Linked DNA regions of Homo sapiens: region 1 is linked to region 2. The links are chromatin loops, found by intact Hi-C in ENCODE. Cell type or tissue: GM12878. All regions are shown on one strand.

Region 1 (8,000 bases), 240 kb before region 2:
CACTGTTTTAGGTAAACTCTCTCAGATGCCACTATTCTCATGTTGTTACTTTGCTCAGAAATGTTCAAGCATTCAGCATTATCTTTAGCACTCAGGATCAACTTCATACTCATAGGTTGCCATTCAGTGCTCTCTAGTTGCGACCCTAACATTCAACCTGCTTTTGTTCCCTTTTTCTGTTTCAAAATACCAATTTCCTTTATCTAATTGTTCCCTTTCCTCCACCCAAAAGATTTTGAAGTAGCTTACACGCACACATTCACAAGGATACATACACATGTATATATGTATCTACTTGCATATGTAATACAACAGCAATAAATTTTATTTTCGTTTGAGAAATAAAAGTGACAAATAAGATGAAAGTAGTTTAGTATGCAGAATTTATACCATATGATCCTTTATGTAACAGCTAGAAGTACTACACTTGAGCTTAACCAAAAGGCCTAGAAGCAATATATAACAGCTAGAAAAATGATGAATTTACCCTTAATGTATCAGCAGCCAAACCTAAAAGACTACTTTCAAAATTCACAGTAGCCCTAAGAAGGAAAACACAGCCAGAGCAGTTTTTCCCTGCACTGAGGCCTGAGGCACTCACAAAGCATTCTTACTGGACTTCCACAGCGAGTGAAATCACTGATTTCTATAATATTCTTCATCATAGCTGATTGACAATACTTTTTTTTTTTTTGGAGACAGTCTCACTGTGTCTTCTAGGCTGCAGTGCAGTGGCACAATCTCAGCTCACTGCAACCTCTGCCTCCCAGGTTTCAGTAATTCTCCTGCCTTGCCCCCTGAATAGCTGGGATTACAGGCGCCGCGCACCACCACACCTGGCTAATTTTTTATACTTTTTGGTAGAGATGGGGTTTCAACATGTTGGCCAGGCTGGTCTCGAACTCCTGACCTCAAGTGATCCACCCGCCCTGGCCTCCCAAAGTGCTGGGATTACAGGTGTGAACCACCGTGCCCAGCCAAATTAATACTTCTTAATAAAAGAGGTAACTAGAAGCGTGAAAAATTAGGTAATCTAAGATCATATCTCTTTGATGGTTTGTTTCTTTCCAAGAATACAATTTAGTCTCTATGGAGGAAAGCAGTGACTGCAAATCCTTCAGGTAATCCTTCACTAGTGTTATTTCTTGCAAATGGGCTTTTACATTTCTTATTTTGATTTTTTATTAAAGTAATACATGTATATAGTTTGAAAAATTAAAGTACTCTAACACAGTTGAAAACAATGGTACCCCTTTCCTCTCTTGCTCCTGCCCACGACCTACTCCTCAGAGAGAACCCATTTTAGCTTCTGGCATTTTGTCCGTGTTTTTAAACTTAGAGCTCCCTTAAGTCAGGTGCTAGGGATACTTTCTGCTTACTGGTTCAGCTTAAAGACCAATTTTTATTTCCAAGATTTCAAATTTGTTCTTTTTCACGTCTCTGTGTTTTATTTCTGCCTATTTTGGTTTTATAACTTCTTTTTTACTTTAATGCATGCTACTACATTATTCATCTCTTTGGGTATTCTAATCACACTTCTTTTAAGTGTTAGTTCCATGAAGTTTATTTTACTGGAGGGAATTTATGTTCTGATTGTTTTCAGTTGGTTAGCATTGCATTTCACTCAGTGTTCTGGAATTTTGTATGGCAGGCTCATTTTTAGTGGACAGTTTTTTTGTTTTGTTCTTTTCACTCCTTCTGTGCTCTTCCCTTCTGTCTGGTAGTTTTGCCTCCCCCAAGCCCCTCAGCCTCCAGTTCAAAACCAGAACTTAATGGCATTTGGACCTCTTGCGCCCCGGTGATGCTGAGGCTAGTGCAGAAGTGTTGCCTAGATGGTGGGCGTCATGGCTGTGTACCTAGACAAGAGAGCATGGCTCTGTTTGGCCCCTTCAGGCCCACAGCTTCCTGTAAATATCTAGCACAGGGGAACAGGTCATCAGCCCTGGTTTTGTTTATCCCGGCCTCTTTTGTCAAGCAAGGTAGCCTCACCCCATTCTCTGGCTTTAAGCTTTAAGGTTGACTGTACTCACCATTTTTATGTGAAACATTTGTATTCCCTGTTTAACCACCAGCACTCAGCTTGTACCTACTGCCACCTACTTCCAGACCTCAGGCCCTGGAGCTTCAGCTTTGTTTATTGCTTTGCATTTCTGTTCTATTTTTGGTCCAGGGAGATCATTGCCTGTTTTTTTTTTTTTTTTTGACTTGGCAAAGCTATTTTTGGTTCCTGTTTTTATATTTTACCTGTCATTACTATGGATTTGGAGTAGAAGGGAACGCTTCCAGGTTTGAACTTACAGCATCTTGATTGGAAGTCTGCAGTTGCTTTTCGAGTACATAGGTAAAAATCTAAGTCTTTGGAGGCAAAGAAAAAACGAGAAGATAATGATCTAATTTTCCTGAGGGCTTCCAAGTATGTGTGCATCTTTTACCCAGTGTCAGCCGTCTGTGGAGCAGGGGATCTATATCTTCTTTTATCACAGAGCCTTCTATGAAGAGAGATTGAGTAGGATCATTGTGAAAATGTATCCATTCTGGAAACAGTTTAATAAATGGTTCTGTAGTGGGGAGAAGCCTTAATAAACTTCTCATTCCCTGATGCTACAATTCTAAGCCTACTTCCTCTTAGTTTCTTCTGTAAATATAAAGCAATGTTAATTTTTGTCTCTGGTAATTATTTCAGCTTCTTTTTAGAAAAACTCTTTTTCTGCAACACAGAATTGCCTTCCCTCGTTTCCTTCTGAGACCCTCCACGACACCTATGAGTTACACAGCCCTGAAGAAGCCCAGCTTCTACAAAGAAATGACTTTGTGCTGGTGCTGTGTGGGAACTGCCTTGATTCCCATGTGGGCTGTACATCACCTGGGCTATGCCCTGTAAACCGTGAAAACCGGGGAACAGAGGCAGGTTTGAGTGAAAGGAAGAAACAATGATTGTCTGAAGAAGAAGAAATGAAAGAATGTTAGCGCAAAAGTTATATTCAAAGGAAATGAAAGTTCTCAGCCCAAGAAAGTTTTTATGGTACTGAGTCTATTTGAAATGGGAGCACTTACTTAAAGGTCACTAGGAAACCAAGATTTTTTCTGCTGCCTTACTCTATTTTGCTAGATAAATTGTAAGCAGAACTGTCTCCTGGTGGGATGATGAGCCCAACCAGCTCTGCGTTGTTCTCAATTTTAACAATCTAAGCAGAATGTTTCCCGTTTCTAAAGTTTTCATCATAACCAAACTATGTTGTCCTCAGGAAGATTTGACAGGGAACTGAAGAAGTGTGTGCGTGCGTGTGCGTGTGTTCATTCCCATTTTTAATTAGTTGAAACCTAACATTGCTGTATGTTACCTGTGTCTTGCTTCTCCAGACAAGCAGAAAAATGGGTTTCCCCCAGAGTGAATGACTGTCTGTTTGAGTTCATGTTTAATCAAGGAAGGGAGTTACTGACTTCATAATCACATAATCCCGTCTGCAGTGTTGCTATGACATACGGGGAGAGGCTTCTGGGCATGCTACGATGGGCTGTAAAGTTGGCTGAGAGATAAACAATGTAGCTATTGTGTTTGCCTTGGACTGTGGCGTTCACCACATCACAGGATGTGGCACTTCTTCTCTGCCTTCTCCCCAGAGGACAGGCAGCTGTGCTCACCAGGCTCCTTCACGTGGCCCTGTTATGTCCACCTCGGGTAAAAGATGGTCTCTCCACAATTTGTGGTGTCGTGAATTCTGTCTCACCTTTCCAGTTCTTGCACACACATTCTTTTCTACCATCTTTGGGGCTTCATAAGCCTCCAGCTCAGAGGATAGATTGAGGGATGGCAGCTAATGTGATACAGAGTATGTGTTCTTGTGTACCAAGTACCATCCCCAGCCCAACACATGGTCCACAGGTACGCAGTAGTGTTCAGGAAGTCTAGTACAATAAGGTGATTCTTCCTCAGATACTACTGGAAATTAGAATACCTGCTAAAGCTTATGGGGGCACTTATTGTGTGCTAGTGTGTCCAGAGTTGGTTCCTTCCGGTGGGTTCATGGTCTTGATGACTTGAAGAATGGAGCCGCGGACCTTTGCGGTGAGTGTTAGAGCTCTTAAAGATGGCACGGACCCAAAGAGTAAGCAGCAGCAGGATGTATTGTGAAGAGTGAAAAAACAAAAGCTTCCACGGCGTGGAAGGGGACCTGAGCGGGTTTCCGCTGCTGGTTGGGGTGGCCAGGTTTTATTCCCTTATTTGTCCCCACCCATGTCCTGCTGATTGGTTCCTTTTACAGAGTGCTGATAGGTTCATTTTACAGAGTGCTGATAGGTTCATTTTACAGGGTGCTGATTGGTCCATTTTACAGGGTGCTGATTGGTCCATTTTACAAACCTCTAGCTAGCTACAGAGCGCTGATTGGTGCGTTTTTACAGAGCACTGATTGGTGCATTTTACAAACGTCTAGCTAGCTACAGAGCACCAGCTGGTGCATTTTACAATCCCCTTGTAAGACAGAAAAGTTCTCCAATTCCCCACTCCACCCTGGAAGTCCAGCTGGCTTCACCTCTCACGAGGTACTCTGCAGACTTCTCTGTATGCCTCATCTCATTTCTCTCTACAACCATATCAAAGTTAGGGTTACTCTTACTGCCGTTTTACAGATGAGGCAACGGGAGCTTTCAAGAGTATAGCCCTAACCTCTTCACTATGCTGTTTCTATAGTGATAAGAGTAACAGATAGACCTTCCCTATCTTTTTAAAGAATTGGAGTGTAATTTGCATTCAGTAAAATTCACCCTTTTTAGTGTACAGTTCTACAAACTTGGATAAATGCAGTCTGTGACCACAACCACCACCACCACCATCAAGATAGAGAAGCGTTCTATCACCACCACTCCCAAATTCCTTCGTACTGCGTTGTATCCATGTCTATACCCCACTCCCAGCACCTGCTAACCCAAATCTTCTTTCTGTCACTACCATTTTACCTTTTCCACAATATCATATACATTAACCAGCCATTTCATTTGGCTTCTTTTGCTTAGCCATGTTATTTGTACACACATTTATAATATATAACCTCAATAGTTGGTTCATTTTTATTGCCAAGTAGTATTCCATTACATGGCTATTTCATAGTTTGTTTTTCTAAGTGAAGGATATTTGAGTTGTTTTCTAGTTTTGGTGGTTGTCAAAGCCACTGTGAACATTCACATACAGGTTATTGTGCAAATATAAGTTTTCATTTTATTTGGACAAATACCTAGGAGTGGGGTTGCTGGGCTCTATGGTAAATATATGTTTAACTTTATAAGAAATTGCTGCACTTTTTTTCAAAGCAGCCCCTATTGTTTTGAATTCCCACCAGCAATGACTCAGAGTTCCAGTTACCCCAAATCCTCACCAGCACTTGTTTTTGTCAGATTTTCTTTTTGTTTTTCATCCTCCTAATACATTTAGTGTGGTAACATTGCATTGTGGTTTTAATTTGCAGTACTGTAATGTGTTTTCTCACGTGTTTGTGTGCCACATGTACATCTTAATTGTTGATATATCTGTTCAAATCTTTTGCCTATTTTAAAAATTGGGTGTTTTCTTACTGAGTTTTGAGAGTTCTTTATCCTGTACACAGGTCTTTTGTTGGACATATGTTTTATACATGTTTTTTTCCTCAGTTTGCAGCTGGTCTTTTCATTCTCTTCACAGAATGAAAAGCAGAAGTTTTAAATTTTGAAATAGTTTAGTTTATCAGTATTTTTCTTTCATGGATCAGTCTTTTGAAGCCATAGCTGAAAATCTTTACCTAATTCAAGAGGAGAAAGATATTTCTTCTGTGTTTCATATTAGATTTTATAGTTTTAGGTTTTACATTTAGGAATTTGATCCATTTTCAGTTAATTTATGTGTATGCATAATGTTCTTTTTTGTATATGGATAGCCAATGATTCTAGTACCATTTGCTGAGTCAATATCTTATTTAAAGCCACAGGATATTATACAAAGAGTACAGAGTTAGATTTAGCAGAAGTTGGGTTCTAGTTCCGGAGCATCAGCAACTGGCCAGAGACATGAAATCCAAATGGTGGATAAGAGGACAGCTTGATACGGTGGAAAGAGCATGTGCTTTGCAGATAGATGGTTCTGGTTTCTGCTGTTGACCAACCCTTTGACATCAGCAAGTTACCTTCCCTGTGATGGTCTTAATTTTCTCTTTTGTAAAATGAGAATACTCTAAACCTGGCAAAGCTACTTTAAGGGTTCAATTAGATAATTAGATAATATATGTATAGATTGGGAGATGGTAGATGCTTGGTAATGGTAGCCATTATTATTATTGAATGATCTGGGGAAATAGTCTATTTGGGAGGTTCCAAGAAATACAGCATCCTCAGTTCCCATCATTTGCTGATCAGAGTCTCTGAATTGTTCACATAATTTTCTTAACAGTTTTTTAACTCCTCCTGTTCCAATTTTTAGTTGTCTCTGCTTTCTTCCCCCTTTTTTTGTGCCTAGTGCCTCTTGTTTGGTTTGGTTCCAGTGGTCACTGTGCTGGGGTGGTTGGTGTTTTTCTTTCTTTCTTTTTTCTGTTTTGAGACAGGGCGTCACTCTTTCGCCCAGGCTGAAGTGCAGTGGTGTGTTCATGGCTCACTCCTGGGCTCAGGCAATCCTCCCATGTCAGCCTCCTCAGTAGCTGGGGCTACAGGCGTGTGCCACCATGCCCTGCTAATTTTTAAAAATATTTTTGTAGAGATGGAGTCTCACTGTATTGCCCAGGCTAGTCTTCAGCTTCTGGGATCAAGCAGTCCTCCTGCCTCTGCCTCCCAAACTGTTGGGATTACAGGTGTGAGCCACCATGCTCAGCTCAGCTTGTTTTTCATTCTTGTATTCTTCCTGGCTTGCTCCCCTGCACTTCCTAACCTGGGCTCTCCTTCCAGAAGTAAGCTGACCTTTGTCCAGACTTAGGGGGCATATCACTGTCCTTCATCACTACTCGTGCTGTCCTCTTCACCCCTACAGTTCCCGACATTGCTGTCACTGAGGGGGTGTACATAGCAGAAGGAAGGGAAGTACAGCTGAGTAAGAAGACAGCATGAGTGGCACTGCACAGAGTCACATCCAGGTCATTGCTCCCCTCCCCCCAGATTCCTGGACAAAGTGGATGTCATCCTGGGCTGTCTCTGCAGTTTATTTCCCAAGAGACCAATCCTCTTTTGTAAACATTATTTATTTTTGTATTTTTAAATTTTGAATGTTTATGGCTACAGAGTAGGCGTGTATATTTATGGGTACATGAGATAAATATTTTGATACTGTCATACAATGTGTAATAATCATGTTAGGATAAATGGGGTATCCATTGCCTCAAGCATTTATCATTTCTTTTGTGGTACAAATATTCCAATTATATTTCTTCAGTAATTTTTAAATGTACAGTAAATTATTGTAGACTCTGGTCACCCTGTTGTATCAAATAGTAGATGTTATTCATTCTATCTGATTATATTTTTGTACCCATTAACCATCCCCCGTTCCCTCCCTTGCCCACTACCTTCCCAGGCTCTGGTAACCATCATTCTACTCTCTATCTCCATGAGTTAAATTCTTTTAATTTTTAGCTCCTACAAATTAGTGAGAACATGTGAAGTTGGTCTTTCTGTGTCTGGCTAGTTTAATTGAACACAATGTCCTCCCATTCCATCCTTGCTGTTGCAAGTGATAGGATCTCATTCTTGTTTATGGCTGACTAGTACTCCATTGTGTATATGTACCATGTTTTCTTTATTCATCTATCAACAGACACTCAGGTTGCTTCCAAAGCTTAGCTATTGTGAATAGTAGTGCAATAAACATGGGCGTGCAGATACCTCTTCGATATACTGATTTCCTTTCATTTGCGTATATACCTACCAGTGAGATTGCTGGATCAATGGTAGTTCTATTTTAGTTTTTCGAGGACCCTTCATACAGTTTTCCATAGTAGATGTACTAATTTACATTCCCAACAATAGTGTGCGAGGGTTCCCTTTTTTTC
Region 2 (8,000 bases):
AGAGGCAGGGTCTTGCTCTGTTGTCCAGGCTGGAGTGCAGTGATACGATCATAGCTTACTGCAGCCTCAACCTCCTGGGTTCAAGCGATCCTTCCACCTCAGCCTCCCAAGTAGCTTGGACTACAGGTATGAGCCACCATGCCCAGCTAGTGTTTTAATTTTTTTTTGTGGAGACGAGGTCTCCTTATGTTGTTCAGACTGGTCTCAAACTCCTGGGCTCAAGTGATCCTCCTGCCTAGGCCTTCCAAAGTGCTGAGATTATAGGTGTGAACCACTGTGCCCAGACTGTGCTTTTACTTATAATCAACTACACATATGCAAGCTTTGCTGGTATGTTTGATCCTCTGTTGTACCCCACTTGTTATTGCAACAAATGTTGACCGAGCACAATATTCCAGAAACTGTACTCGGTGGGGGGTGATAAACTGGGAGGCAGTGAGGCCCTGTTGCCTATTAGCTGTGTGAACTTGGACAAGATACTCAACCTTTCTGTGTCTCAGTTTCCCCATCTGTGATACTAGTATGATTACAGTACCTATGTCACAGGTTGTCAGAATGAAATATCCATAAGGCATTTAGCAGAGCTTGTGAGGCACAGTGAGAACAACGCCCGGCTGTGGTGCTCACGATGGGAAATACTCTCACCGGGGGCTCATTTATGCACCGTGCTAACTACCTTCCATGTAGCTGAAATGCCAGGAAATAAGTACTAGAAATCATTTTCTCCTCCTCCCTGTGGTCCAGCAAGTCCACGAATTAGGAACTTCTACCCCTTTAGCAAGATCAAGATAGAGTTCCCGCTCTCGGTTCTGCCCTTCTATTCACTTCCTCCAAGGGAGGAAGGAAGAAGGTCTGACTGCTGAGGCTGGTGAACGTGAGCCTGGGTGACAGCTGGCGCTGTCTGCCTGTCCCTCCCCTGCAGGCCACACCATTCTCTCCTCCACTGAGGCCGTGGGGTTGGGGAAGGGGCTGTCTACCCTTTCCTACTCTGCTAGGATTAGCAGGCTTTTCATTCCCAATCATTCTCTTGTATCTATCTGATCATTGGTTCAGAATTCAGAAAGACTTTAATAGTAACCCCAGACATTAGACATAAAGGAAGATACACTTGAAAGGCCAAAAGGGAAAGGAAGACGCCTTCCAATTTCTACCCAGCCCCGAGACCATCATGTGCCATTACGCCACAACGGCTGCTGCAGTGGACAGACAAAAACATGAGCCGTGGCTTTGCCGCCAAGAGATGATGACAGAGCTGGGGCCTGATATTCTGTTCCCAATTCAGTGAAGCTCTGAGAGGGGCCAGAATGTGGTCCTCTTAAGAATGAAAAGGACGAGGTGTAGAGTTCATGTGTCAAACTAGCGGCAGAACAACCAAAGCTTGAACCCAGTGTTTGTGACCCCGGCCGATCCCCAGACGGTGTCATTTCTCCCTGAGTGACTGGCGTGGTTCTATAATGAGCCTGGCAGAATTAATGTAGTGGCAGCTTCTGCCTCAACTCTTAAGAAAATAATAACAATCTCTCGAGATTTCTATAGCTAAATATGAAGATACCGCTAGCCAAGGAAGCAAACAGAGCTAAGGGGGAAAAATAAAAGCAAGTGAGAATGCTAAAAATCTCATAGAAAAGGGACTTCGATGTCCCAGCGACATTCTGAACTCACATTCTCTGCATCCTAACCATCACTAAAATGTATAAAAATGAGTATTTCTAAAGCAGCAATACTAAGAATTATCATTGCTGCAGTTGCCTGGCAACCTGAGACTTTGGTTATTTTATTTCTAAATAGGGAACGCTCTAAACTGGTATCTAGAGTTTGTGCAAATAGTTCTAAATTGATATTCTCCCTGTAAATCAGGGGGAGAAAATACAGCATTAATGTACATTTAAAGGAGGTTAAATATGCATATGTCTCTCTCACACACACACACACACACACACACACACACACACACACACACAGATTCTTACATGAACCTCTCCGTTTCATGCTATCTTAAACAAATCTGGAGAACTGATACTCCTTTGCATTTTTCCTGGCAAATATCTACTTAATTTCATGGTACGTCTAAGTAATATACATCCAAGTCCTGAGGAAGAGCCTTTCCTCTCCTGTGTGAGATGGGAATTCAATGCCATGGCTCCGCAGTCCCAAACCCTTTTACCTTTTTGGCACCAGGGACAGGTTTCGTGGAAGACAATTTCTCCATGGACCCAATGGGAGTAGGGAATGGTTTGGGGATGAGACTGCTCCACCTCAGATCATCAGGCATTAGATTCTCATAAGGAGCGCACAGGCTAGATCCCTCGCACACACAGTTCACAATAGCATGAGGTTCCTATGAGAATCCAGTGCCACCACTGATCAGACAGCCAACAGCCCTCAGGTGGTCATGCTCCCCCACTGCTCACCTCCTGCTGTGCAGGCTGGTTCCCAACAAGCCAGGGACCTGTACCAATCTGTGGCCTGGGGGTTTGGAACCCCGCTCTAGCTAACAGCAATCTTGAGCCCCTTTCCCCAGCTTCCCAGACCTTGAGTACTGGGTTTCCAGTTCTGAGAAAGGAGAGGCTAATCCCAAATCTCCATGGGCTCTAGGAGGAAGCACTTCTCCAGGCAAGGAGGGGAATGTCCACATCCTTCAGAGGCTCGTCCTGAAGTTCCTGCCAATGCTGGGCCTGCTGCCACAAGTGTGACCCACAGGTGCCAGAACCCCACCCTCTCTTGGATGAGAAGGTGCTTGCATTTTGAAAAAGCTGCCTCTACTTATGAAGTGTCATTTCCTTTCAAGTCACTGATTTGAACTTGAGCTTCTAGTGCTGCCTGCTGCTTTGAATGAACTGGTGTGTCCCGATGCTACAAGCTTAAAGATGACCTTGGTTCCTGACTCCTCACTAGGGCCTTAGGAGGAAAAGAGTTCCCATTATAGCCCCTGAGGATGGGTGTCCTCATCGCTTTTGTGGAACACAGCCTTCTGGAAGTGGATGTTGCCTGCGGTGTTTGCTCGTGGCCTGCAGCTTGGATCACAGATTGCCTCAGGCTCTACCAGAGAGAGGAGGAGGCGAGCTCAGCACAGCTGCTGAGACCCAAAGTGTCTCAGTGACTGATCTCAACAAACAAGGATTAGGTCTGGGTCTGAACCATAGACCAAACCCGTGAGAGGGAGGTGCCGGGCATCATTTCCACGACAGGATGGTTATGTAGCACCATTTTTCAAGATGACTGGGAGAAGCATCTCAGACAGGCATGACATGAGAGGGCCACAGAAGGACTTTCCATGAACTCTTGTTAAAGGGCAGCCAAGACATTAGCAACTAGCTGTTGTTTAGAAACAGAGTGTTTAGAAACACTGTGTTGGCAAATAAGCAAACAGGTCATATGACCCATTAAAGGAATTCTTTCTCCATATGGAGCAGCAGTCATCAATGAAGGTAAATGCTTCAGGGCTTGAAGGACGCCTGCATGACAGGTGTGTGCTTTCTAAGGGCCTGTGCCCTCTACAAAGCAACATCTAAGAGAACCAGAAATTCTATTTTGAGATAATTGGGTCATGGTGAGAATCTGAGTCTCGAAAAGCTGTGGTCCTTCAGATGAGCTGGGACATAACACCCGTTAGCCGAAGCTCAGTTCACCCTGACAGATCCTTGTGGCGGTTCTTCTGGGGGCCAACTCCTGTGGGATGTGCAACACTGGGTTTTGGCCTGAGAAGTCATTTCAACGCTTCTGCCTATTTTTTCTTATCCATTAAATGGGAAGATTCCTAGCACCTTGGTGCCCAAGAGCAGTAAGGAACAGCAAATGAATGTACCGAATAAAGAAAATTTGCAAATGCACTGTCAAAATGATCGAATGAGGGCAGGGTTCCCTGGAGGTGGAGGCTCTCAAAAATTAGAGAGTAATTTGTGCAGCCTGTCAGTGCAGAACTGACGAGGGGTTGGAGCCCTTGGTGGTCTCCCTGCCTTCCCTGCATGCTTTTCTGAATGGTGCCACCGTTGAGAACTGATTTATGGCGCCTGGACTGGCCGGCAAGCCTGTGCCATGTAATGTGCCTGTGCTGTGTAATGGCTGAGGTTGGAAACCTGCTCCACGCCTCCTGCATCTTCAAGGGCAATATCATTTGCAAAGTCAGAAGCATTCAGCGCACATGGAGGGTGCCTGTGGGAATGCCTGGGATGGGTAATGAATCCAAACTCACTTTCCAGCTTGCTCACATGACAAATAGCCTGGTAAGATGATGAAGAGGAATGAAGACAGGCTACAGCCCCTCTGTGCACATTGCAGCGAATTTCCCAGGAGCAAGCACAAGTAATGCAGGTTCCAAGTACAGAGTTGTCTGGGGAGACAAATGAAGAGGTAGTGGGGTGTCTGTGTTTTTTGGGGGGGGTGGGGGAAGGAAAGAGAATATGGAATTTGGTTTTCTATTTTTGTTCCCCCCGCCACCCTCCGTAAGTGAGCAGGAGGAGTAAGAGGAAACCTCAAGGGCAGGAAACTTCCACTTCTCTAAGGAACGCACTGCAAAGACAAGGCTTGACACCCTGAAGGTGTTTAGTATGCTAACAAAATGCTGCATAATGTGGCTTCAGAGCACTGACGGAATTGATCAAAGAAATCGGGGCTTTCCTGCTGTGCTGGGCTCCCCTGCCGTGCGCAGTGAAGGCAGCTCCGACATTTCGGGAGCTTGATGAGAAGTGGGCGTGGGTCTGCAGTGAGGCTGGGAACTGTCGAGGCCTCTGAAGCTGTGAGGAGCGAGGCAGTTTGATCCTGCCACCCACTGGCTGGGTGATTTGAGTAAACCTTTGCCTTATCTTCCTGTACCTCAAAAGAGGACAGTTTCTAGTTGATGAATCACTTTGTAAATGTACATTTGCAGATGCCAAATATTGAATCTAGGCCGTGGTCCAGACTCGGAGAAAACATTTCGGCAAGGGTCTTTTTAAGATCACGTACAATGAAGGGCATTAGGACACTGAGGGGTGACAGAACAAACGCACTGGCCAATGGATGTTTTGGGAAGGACAGCGCTGGCTGGATGGCCAGGGCCACCGTGTTTCCAGCACCAGGCAACCCAGCAAGGTCTCGATGAGTTGTGTTAGGCAGGGCAGGGCAAGGGCAGCTGGTGAGTCTGTACCCACGCCATCAACAGCTCAACCAGGCCACGGGACAGCTCCAGGATTGGGTCTTGTGCTGACACTGCATGGAAGCTAGTCTGCTTACTTGAGACACAGAAACACTTTAATGATCACTCTCTTGGTGCCAGAATAGAAGGAAGGGGACTCCTGGAATGAAGGCAGGCAGCTGTCTGCAGGGACTGGTGAGTGGAGATGTCTCCCAGGAGGGCAGGTAGCCAGTTGGTAGGGCCAGCATGTTAAAAATATGCTTAATTAACACGAAGCTTGAACGATTAATACAAACTTTCATTTATTTTTTTTTTTTTGAGACAGGGTCTCACTCTGTTGCCCAGGCTGGTGCAGTAGCGCAATCTCAACTCACTGCAGCCTCTGCCTCCTGGACTCAAGCCACCCTTCCACCTCAGCCTCCCAAGTAGCTGGGACTACAACCATGCAACACCATGCCCGGTTAATTTTTGTATTTTTTGTAGAGACAGGTTTTTGCCATGCTGCCCAGGCTGGTCTCAAGCAATCCTCCCGCCTCAGCCTCCCAAAGTGCCAGGAATATAGGTGTGAGCCACCACGCTGGGCCATAAAAACAATTTTTAATGTTTCCCTACTCATTTATAAAAAACCCAACTCTAACTAAAAGGAAGTTACTTTAAATTAAAAATAATTTCATGTTTACATGCATCTATCTTCCCGCCATCAATTCAACAACTATTTATAGAAATCATAAAAGCATGTCGCCCTGCAGAAACAGTGTAAAAGCTATAAGTAAGATATGTAATCAATGACCTCCTGCTAAGGTGCAATTTGGAATTTTATCTATATCATGATCTATGAAGTTCTGACATTAACAGACATGATTCTCATTTTATGGAAACCAGTGAGTGCTAGTACTCTTCCCTTCATCTCCAACTCCAACGGTTTCCCTCCCCTGCCCTTTCTCCCCACAAGCTGAATTTACTCAACTACAGAAATGACATCGAATGAAACTCTATAATTCTTCAACTCAGAATATTCTCCCATAGAAAAGGGTTGTTACAAGAGCCGGGAAAACCATTTCTGGGTTTATCCAACTAGGATTCCAAATTTCTAGAAATGAGATGGACAGGATTATAATCACCATTTAAGCTCCTAAAGTCAGTCCAGTAATGGTTCTCCTGGTAGGAAATAAACTCACAATGTATTTGGTGGGGGGGTCTGGCATCAACATAGGGCTGAGGGGAAGAAAAACTCCAGCACTCATTGTGAATCTCAGTAATTATAGAATACACTGCCCGACTTTTTCCTCCTACACAACAGCAACGTAGGTTTTGTAGGGTTTTTACAGATAAAACCATGAATCCACATATATTTAGTTAATCTTCACCTCATGGCAACTCTGTAAGGTCGGTGTTTTTTCCCTTTAAATAGGTGAGGATAGGCTTGACTAGATAGGTGTAACCAGACTTTCATCATTGGTTATTGGCCATAGTGTCCTAAATTCTACAATAAATTTTCTTTTTTTTCTTTTTTTTTTTTTTTTTTTGAGAAGGAGTCTCGCTCTGTTGCCCAGGCTGGAGTGCAGTGGCGTGATCTTGGCTCACTGCAAGCTCCGCCTCCTGGTTTCATGCCATTCTCCTGCCTCAGCCTCCTGAGTAGCTGGGACTACAGGTGCCCACCACCACGCCCAGCTAATTTTTTGTATTTTTAGTAGAGATGGGGTTTCACCGTGTTAGCCAGGATGGTCTCAATCTCCTGACCTTGTGATCCACCCGCCTCGGCCTCCCAAAGTGCCAGGATTACAGGCATGAGCCACCGCACCCAGCCTACAATAAACTTTTATACATGTTTTATCATTTTGAGCCTTATATTTCTGTGATGTAACATGTATAGCTTTAACCCTCATTTTAGGAAGAATGAAGGTTCATGCAGCTAGTAAGAGGCTCAGCTAGGCCTTGGCAGAAGCCTGGACAGCCAGTCAATGGCCTGCCACCACACGGTCCAATGAGAACGCTTAGTTGGGGTGATGGTGGTGGAGTGGCTTTGTCTCTGCCAGACATAGGAGCGGCTGTAATTTAATTGGAGCAGTAGTAAAGAGACAGGAAGGATCCTGGAAGTGACTAAACATTTGCATGGGAAGGCAGGTGCTAACTCCCCTAGCTTTCTGAACTCCCGAGATTGGGTTGCCAGATAAAATACATGTCACCAGGAGCGTCCCATGCAATGTTGGGGTGCATACTTATAATACAACCTTATTTGTTGGTTATCTGAAATTTGAATTTGCCTGGATATCCTATATTTTTTTGGTTAAGTCTGGTGGCCCTACCCCTAAGGATAAGCCAGTCTTCCACCCCTCACTCTCATCACTATGAAACAGGCACATCTTTATTATGGTGACAATGACCCACCACCTTCATTTGCGAGTGGAGACCTCAACTGAGATAATTTCCTATTTCCTCTAATTTGAGCAGCCTAAAGTTAGAACTGGAATAGATTTAAGTATTTCCAAAAGTTTTGAATTTGGGAGATCATGCATTACACAACTGTTAGCTAAGGCTGGTCTCTGGCACTGAACTTATAATGGGGTCCAGGCTGTCCCTCTGTGGCACACCTCTCCACAGATGGCACTGAACAAAGCGTCCCACACCATGCTTACCCCACCACATTCTTTGAGTAGAAGAGTCACTTACTTGTATGGAATGTGTTTGCTGCCATTGACGAGAGCCAGGATGACATTGCCCAGAGCAGACAGCGAGAGACACAGCCCTGAGCCTCCTTCTCGATTTTTGCTAAGAGCTTTCACACAGCTGCCGAGATCAATGAGATGCAGGCGGCTGCGACCTCCAGACACTACCACAGGGGAGAAGATAAAAGAGAAATGGTTAAGTTCTGACAAACACTCATCTG

Evidence for each region. A loop is a pair of places that touch in the nucleus more often than their neighbours do. Peaks named below come from ENCODE experiments on the same cell type or tissue, not always from the same donor. Only the 100,000 strongest peaks of a DNase experiment are listed, where the experiment ranks them.
Region 1: a loop joins it to region 2, with 3 times the contacts of the local background. A loop is called at or near these places in 1 of 110 quality-filtered maps.

Annotation. Positions count from the first base shown.
Region 1 is chr1:245,890,592-245,898,591 of GRCh38, reverse strand. The region is part of intron 8 of SMYD3 (SET and MYND domain containing 3); the gene reads left to right. Among named protein-coding and RNA genes, the nearest start is that of SMYD3-AS1, 210 kb to the left of the region's middle. In GM12878, no CTCF peak of the experiment used is centred here; DNase peaks (open chromatin) are centred at 2,921 and 3,541; H3K27ac peaks cover 2,548 bases.
Region 2 is chr1:245,646,064-245,654,063 of GRCh38, reverse strand. It overlaps KIF26B (kinesin family member 26B), which reads right to left. Exons shown (of 15, transcript NM_018012.4): 10 at 7,784-7,943. Among named protein-coding and RNA genes, the nearest start is that of KIF26B-AS1, 420 kb to the right of the region's middle. RefSeq lists an enhancer at 5,056-5,569. In GM12878, a CTCF peak has its summit at 4,767 (motif pointing left); a DNase peak (open chromatin) is centred at 4,803; H3K4me3 peaks cover 2,889 bases; H3K27ac peaks cover 1,712 bases.